2 separate regions of the Homo sapiens genome follow, and region 2 is linked to region 1. The links are chromatin contacts, found by Hi-C or POLR2A ChIA-PET in ENCODE. All regions are on one chromosome and are shown on one strand. Each heading gives the region's core, a stretch centred on a gene start or an enhancer-like site at or near the end of the contact. The rest is flanking DNA. Distances are from core to core; before and after follow the strand shown.

What was found. A loop is a pair of places that touch in the nucleus more often than their neighbours do. ChIA-PET counts read pairs that join two places held with the same protein, here RNA polymerase II (POLR2A). Pooled maps may share reads with other maps.
Region 2: POLR2A ChIA-PET joins it to region 1 with 10 read pairs in activated CD4-positive, alpha-beta T cell. The contact joins two enhancer-like sites. A Hi-C loop is called at or near these places in 6 of 50 pooled maps. POLR2A ChIA-PET finds 5 or more read pairs at or near these places in 2 of 52 experiments (activated CD4-positive, alpha-beta T cell and activated T-cell).

The regions. Positions count from the first base shown.
Region 1 is chr11:118,006,686-118,010,179 of GRCh38, forward strand. The region is part of intron 4 of SMIM35 (small integral membrane protein 35); the gene reads right to left. Among named protein-coding and RNA genes, the nearest start is that of IL10RA, 22 kb to the left of the region's middle. RefSeq lists a silencer at 3,231-3,280. Within about 2 kb of position 1,531, at least 11 of the 41 ENCODE cell types and tissues checked have a DNase peak (open chromatin) inside an H3K27ac peak, as active enhancers do.
Region 2 is chr11:118,364,869-118,368,362 of GRCh38, forward strand. UBE4A (ubiquitination factor E4A) reads left to right here. Exons shown (of 20, transcript NM_001204077.2): 2 at 172-333. The coding sequence starts at 213. Among named protein-coding and RNA genes, the nearest start is that of UBE4A, 7.0 kb to the left of the region's middle. Within about 2 kb of position 1,608, at least 2 of the 41 ENCODE cell types and tissues checked have a DNase peak (open chromatin) inside an H3K27ac peak, as active enhancers do.

The DNA.
Region 1 (3,494 bases), core at 281-2,780:
CTGAACAGATACTTGGGAGGCATTTAGACTGAGCCTAAAGAAAAGCAGCCTGTATATATCTATTATTTTAAATTTTATCTTCAGGCTTGTCATCTTCCTAGCTGAGTCATATCATGCTGGATCCCTTCCCTGCAATTTTCACCCTACAACTCTTGGGTGTTGTAGGAACTCAGGGCTATAGACCAAATGGGAAGGCAAGGGGATGTGGTCAAGAGACAAGGCAAAGGACCATGAAAACATTCAACATGCATTCACTCTTTGGGCAAACATTCATTGAGCCTCTGTCATGGGCAGGCCCTCTGGAAATACAAAAGGCATCAGACATGATCCTTCTCCTTCTTGGCTCAGTTGTGTAGTACATACACACACACACGCACACGCACACACACACAGGGGTGTCTCCACCCACCTCCTTCTCCACTCCCCACCCCCACCCAGCACTGTGGAACTGATTAGAGTCCATCTGGAGGGAGAAGTAGGTTCTTGGGGGCCAAAGATGTCAGAGTAGCTGCCAGTTTGGACTGAGGCTAGAAGTGGGTGAAAAAGGATTATTCCGAGTTACCTGAGCTCTGAAATAGCCTCCCAGCTGGAAGGGACCTCAGAGTCCTCAGGTCCAATGGCAGCCTTATACAAACAAACACAGCATCAGGGGCTCAGAGAGCTTGCGCTCACCAGCTACAAGGGGAGGAAATGGGACTAGAATAGAAGATGTAACTTCTTTTTTTTTTTGAGACTGAGACTCGCTCTGTTGCCAGGCTGGAGTGCAGTGGTGCAATCTTGGCTCACTGCAACCTCTGCCTCCTGGGTTCAAGAGATTCCCCTGCCTCAGCCTCCCAAATAGTGGGGGCTACAGTCAGGCACCACCATGCCCAGCTAACTTTTGTATTTTTAGTAGAGACAGGGTTTCACCATGTTGGCCAGGATGGTCTCAAACTCTTGACCTTGTGATCCACCCGCCTTGGCCTCCCAAAGTGCTGGGATTATAGGTGTGAGCCACTGTGCCCGGCCGAAGATGTGACTTCTTATACTGCTCACCATCATCCCCCCAGTGGTTCTCTGCTTATCATGAGAAACCGCATCCTCCTGATTAGGGAGGAGTAGACCAACCCAATAGCTCTGCAGATAAAAACTCACTTCCAGCACTGCCCAACCTGTTTTTTCTTGATTTGTTTTTCAACTTCTTGCTTTCTTTTTTTTTTTTTCTTTTGACAGTCTTGCTCTGTCTCCAGGCTGGAGTCCAGTGGCACAATCTCAGCTCTCTGCAACATCTGCCTCCCAGATTCAAGCAATTCCCTTGCCTCAGCCTCCCTAGTAGCTAGGATTATAGGCACGAGCCACCACGCTCGGCTAATTTTTGTAGTTTTAGCAGAGATGGGTTTTCACTATGTTGGCCAGGCTGATCTTGAACTCCTGACCTCAAGTGATCCACCCGCCTTGGCTTCCCAAAGTGCTAGGATTACAGGCGTGAGCCACCGTGCCCGGCCACACCTGTTGTTTTGCTGGCCTGCTGCTACTCTGGGCAGGCAGAACATTTTCACTTCTGGTCTCCAAGTGTGAGAATTCACCAGGCCACTGGCTTCCTGTTTTGTACCAGATCTGTTTAAATATCACGGCTTCTAGATGGTTTTAGATCACTAAGCAGTTTTTAGAAATATAATAATGATCCTCCCATCTGCTCCCACTTTGAGTTTCTCAGACCCCTGGAGCAGAGAGTGGAGCACCAGAGACTCTGGCCTCCTGGCTCCTGGCACCAGGCCCCCTCCAATGCCACTGGCATGGGACAAGACCATTAAGATTTGAAGAAGAACCTAGAGGAGAGAAAAGCTCCCTCTTCACCTGCCAGCCTTGTCACGGTTTTGATCATTCCTTAGGTTATCCTTTAAGATAGAAAAATCGTCATCTGTGTGCTCTCTCTCAGAAATGTAACTGATCATGAGCACAAGGTTGAATGTAGTCAAGGATGGGGAGAGATCAAAAGTTTTGGTTTTCAGAGCACCTAGGATTGCACCAGGGATGAAGCAATGCCCAAGATGTTCTGAAGAGAGATTTCAACACAATTTCCTGAGAAGTTCCTGGCTATGGCCAGAGCCATGCAAAGTACCGTGGAGAACTCAGAAGAGGTTTAAAACCTGATTCTGCCTGCAAGAAATGCCCATCAAATAGGAGAAAGCAAGGTTAATTTCAGGGAGACTGGATGCCCCCATGGTGCCTAGCATAGTTCCTGGCATGTTATGGAAGCAGCGTGAATAAATGAATGCAAAGAAATAATCAATAATAAAGTTATGGGGGCCTGAGACTATCTGTATTTAAAATCAGCAGAGCACAAGATCCATGGGTCTTACAGAAGTCTCCCTGGAGAAGGGAAATTTGAGCTGGCATGAAGAATGGGCAGAATTTGGTGATTTGGAGGTCAAGGAAGTTCTAAAAAAACAAAAGGAAGAAAGAGGAGTGGGTCAGTGGGAAGCTCAGAGCTGAGGATGGGGCCTGGGGAGGACTGGGCTCCTGAGCGCCCTTCTCACCACACAAGGAGACCCCAAAAAGAGATTAGAGACCATCTGGAGGGAGGAGTATGTTCTTGGGGGCCAAGGATGTTAGGATAGCTGCCAGTTTGGACTGAGGCTAGAAGTGGGTGACAAAGGACTATAAAGAAAATAGATTCTTGCTTGGCCTTGAACAAATCACTTCACGGCACTCTGGGCCTCTGTTCCCTCACCTGTGAGGCTGTGAGGATGAAGACGCGCATCATAAGCCTCTGCCCTGCACTGATATGTGCTCAGCAAATGTTAGCGTTTCACCCTACAGGTAAAGTTGGTTGGGAATGGGCCAGACTTGGAACCTGGTCAGACACACGCAGAGTCAAGGAAAGGCTAAGTAATGCTTAGAATCCTAGACCACTAGGGAACTGCAGCCATCACCTTTCAACTGCCATCTCCTAAATTAGAAAGATATATTGACACTTTGTACTTGCATCTTTTAATTGTTTACTGAGCACCTACTATGGACCAGGCTATACGCTAAGAACTGAGAATGCAGACGCTTTAAAAAAAAAAAAAAAAAAAGTAGATGAGGTCTTTGCTCTCCTACAGGTAAGAACCAGGAGAAGCCTTGGAAAAATAGTCCAATCTTTTGATTCCAGATGCTGAAATAGATGTCCAAAGAGGTGGAGTAAGTAGCCCATGACCACACAGCACATCAGGGCAGGGTCAGAACCAGACCTTATACTACATTCAGTTCTCATCCTTACGCCCTGATGTCAGCTACATCCGTGAGGGTGCAGACTCTGCTCAGCTCTGGTGCAGCCAGTAGCCAGTTGTGGAACTTGGGTAAAGCATGCTGCTTTTCTGACCCAAGTGCCCCCATATGTAAAACGGGACCAAGAATAATCCCTGTGTCTCAAGCTTGACATAAGGCTCAAAATGCAGTACCATGCAAGAAAAGGCTTTGTGTTCTGTGGACTGTGAACTGTGCAAACAGTCTCTGCTCCTCCTTTTGAT
Region 2 (3,494 bases), core at 358-2,857, 360 kb after region 1:
GTAACCATTTTGCCAAAAATGTCTTGAGTTTGGGGACAGGAATTGGAAAATCTTAACCCAAAGTATTTTAAAATGTATTGTATTTGAGAAATGGGAAAAGAAACAACCACAGGTATATTACAGCTATTGTGTCATCTGCCCTCTTGTGTCTAATACCTGTCCTTTGAACAGCCTCTCCCACTAGGTCTGGATGGAGGATACCTTAAAGTGAAATGACAGACCAGGAGAATAACAACAACATCTCAAGTAACCCCTTTGCTGCTCTTTTTGGCTCCCTGGCTGATGCCAAACAGTTTGCGGCAATCCAAAAAGAGCAGCTGAAGCAACAATCTGGTAAGTGGAGGAGCCAATAGCAGCAAATAAGATGACCTAGAATGGGGTCTTCCCAAATTAAGTATTCTTTGAGTCCTTAATTGCAATTGGAATTTAAGTTTGGAACAAAAGTTGGTTTTTGTTTGTTTGTTGAGAGCAGAAATTGGGGTTTTTTGTTTGTTTGCTTTTATTGTTGGTTTTGTTGTGAGTCCCTCCCCTCCGCTGTCCTCTCCACTGTACAAAAAGAGACCAGGTAACAGGTGGTTCCATAGTAACAGATGCCAGTCGTGATCCCAAAGCTGTCAGGCTGTTTTCTTTAAAAGAAAAAAAAAATCACCTAGTAAAAGCTATTTAAATAAATGTTTTTAACATGGGACACAGAGGTGGTAAGTGTAGGTGTAGAAAGCAAGTCATGTGCAGCTATAGAAAGCAGATGTAAAAGGAAGAACTATAAAAGCTTTTTGACCTGTAGGCAAATGAGACTTGTTCTTAAGCTCAGCACTTCAAAGGCCCTCCCAAGCAAAGTGCTTCTTCTGTTCCGATGAGTGGCATCATTTGTAGCTTAGTCCTGTTAGGACAGACTTTTTTAAAAAATCTGATCCTTAGCCTTACTATGAAAAACATCAGAATAACATCTCAGTAATCAGAAAAAATGGTTTTCTTTCAGGCACCGAATTTAAGATCAAGTCCAGCTTCCTCCTATAAGGAGACATATACACTAGAAGAATTAGGATTTTTCTCAAATATGTTAGTCTTCTGAAGATATTCACAATCTTTCAAACCAGAAATTGCTCCCCTTCTCCTCTCTCCGAAAAGAATAATAGTGTTTTTCTTTTGAGAGAAGGAGAAGTGTTTGCATTTTCCCTTTATTTTGTTTATTTAAAAAAAAAAAAAACACTCAGGTGCATAGCTGACTTTTGGCCTTTCAGTTAGAAAGGGCTGAAGAAAAAAGAGGTAAAGGCAAGACAGATAAGTGATTGATGCAAGGGAAAAACAAAATCAATGTTGATTTTTTTTAACATGGTATTTTCAGTCTCTGAAATCTCTCCCAGATTTCTATGATACGGGGCCAGAATGGGAAACTCTGGTTTAGAAGATTGTAGGGGAAAAAGCAGAGTGAAAAATAGGAAAAATAAGGAATGAGAAAGTATGATTTATGAGTATGTGGTTGAGGGAAATTTTGCTAAACAGATTCTTAGCTTCTGTCACCATTGGAGGTCAGAGAAAAACTCAACAGTATAGCAGCTGAGCAACAGAACGCTTGTCCTTCTGGCTATAAACAGACATAAATCTGGCTAGAGTTGGGAGCATTGCAGGCACATGCCCTTCTGTTACTATTTTGGCACCTCATCATCCTAGTTTGTTTACACTGAGTTTATCATGCCACCAGGTCCAACCTGTTTCCACTAGCAATTAGTACTTTGCCAAAACCTTTGGCTTCCTATGTTGAGCTTATACTCACCACACTGAAACAACTCTTACTTTGAGAGTTTTACCTGGACTTTCAGACTAGCCATTCTGTCAATAGAGAAAAGTACATATAGACTCATATGTGGCATATAGTGAATAACACTACTTTTATGTAGTCATTCAACATGAATGATGGGGCTGGGCGCAGTGGCTCGCGCCTGTAATCCCAGCTCCTTGGGAGGCCTAGGTGGGCAGATCACCGGAGGTCAGGAGTTCGAGACCAGCCTGGCCAACATGACAAAACCCCGTCTCTACTAAAAACACAAAAATTAGTCGGGCATGATGACAGGCGCCTATAATCCCAGCACTCTGGGAGGCCAAGGTGGGCGGATCACCTGAGGTCAGGAGTTTGAGACCAGCCTGGCCAACATGGTGAAACCCCATCTCTACTAAAAATACAAAAATTAGCCGGGCGTGGTGGTGGGCGCCTGTAGTCCCAGCTACTTGGCTGAGGCAGGAGAATCACTTGAACCTGGGAGGTAGAGGTTGCGGTGAGCCGAGATCACACCACTGCACTCCAGCCTGGGCGACAGAGTGAGAGTCCATCTCAAAAAAAAAAATCAAAGGATGGGAGCAGATTTTGAGGACAGAAGTTTAAAAAAAAAAAAATCGAAGGAATTTCATCAATAAGAAAAAAATAACAAGAAAGAATAAAAAGGTACAAAAGATGTGACATGCAACTTATAACCAAATGATTAAAAAATTTATTCTCATCAATCATTAGAGAAGTGCCAATTAAAACAACCATTAAATTGTTTTTTTACCTATGAAATTTGTGAAGATTCAAACAGGCACTCTCTCATATACTGTTGGGTTTGCATGTAAATCAGACAGTCTCTTTGAGGGTAACTTGGTAGTAAATGTTAACTTTTTTTTTTTTTTTTTTTTGAGACGAAGTCTTGCTCTGTCACCGAGGCTGGAGTGCAGTGCAACCTCTGCCTCCCGGGTTTAAGCAATTCTCCTGCCTCAGCCTCCCGAGTAGCTGGGACTACAGGTGTGTGCCACCACGCCTGGCTAATTTTTTGTATTAGTAGGGATGGGGTTTCACCATGTTAGCCAGGATGGTCTCAATCTCCTGACCTCGTGATCCGCCTGCCTCAGCCTCCCAAAGTGCTGGGATTACAGGTGTGAGCCACCGTGCCAGGCAGTAAATGTTAACTTTTTAAATGTTCAAGCTCTTTGATCCAGCAGTTCTGCTACTGTGAATTTATCCTATAGAAATACTCATACAAGTAAACAAAAAGAGTTAAGTTGTATTGTATTCAGTGCAGTATTTAAAATCATGAAATATTAGAAACAACCCTATTGTTCATCAGTTGAAAAGTAGCTACATAAACCACAGGGCATGCAAAAGATGTGATACAATACAGCTATTAAAAATAGTGAGGTAGGCCTCTAAATGGCCTAACAGGGAAAGGTGTTGGTGCTGATTAAAAGGCAAGCTGAAAAGAGCTATGTATAGTATCCCATTTTTTAAAAAAATTAAAAAGATAGTAATGAATATTAGCACCAGAAAAGAAAAAAATTCTTGAACACTGTTAAGTGTCTTTAGGGAATTGGTTCAGGAGACTTTCTATACTATATTTTTCTGTACAGTTAAGAACTATTAAAACAAATGTTATCTCTTAAAATCAGGGAGAAAAGCCATACATTTAAAATAATTAAAGGCATTTTGATCTATTAGGTAATTCTTTGTTCACTAGGATTCTGTA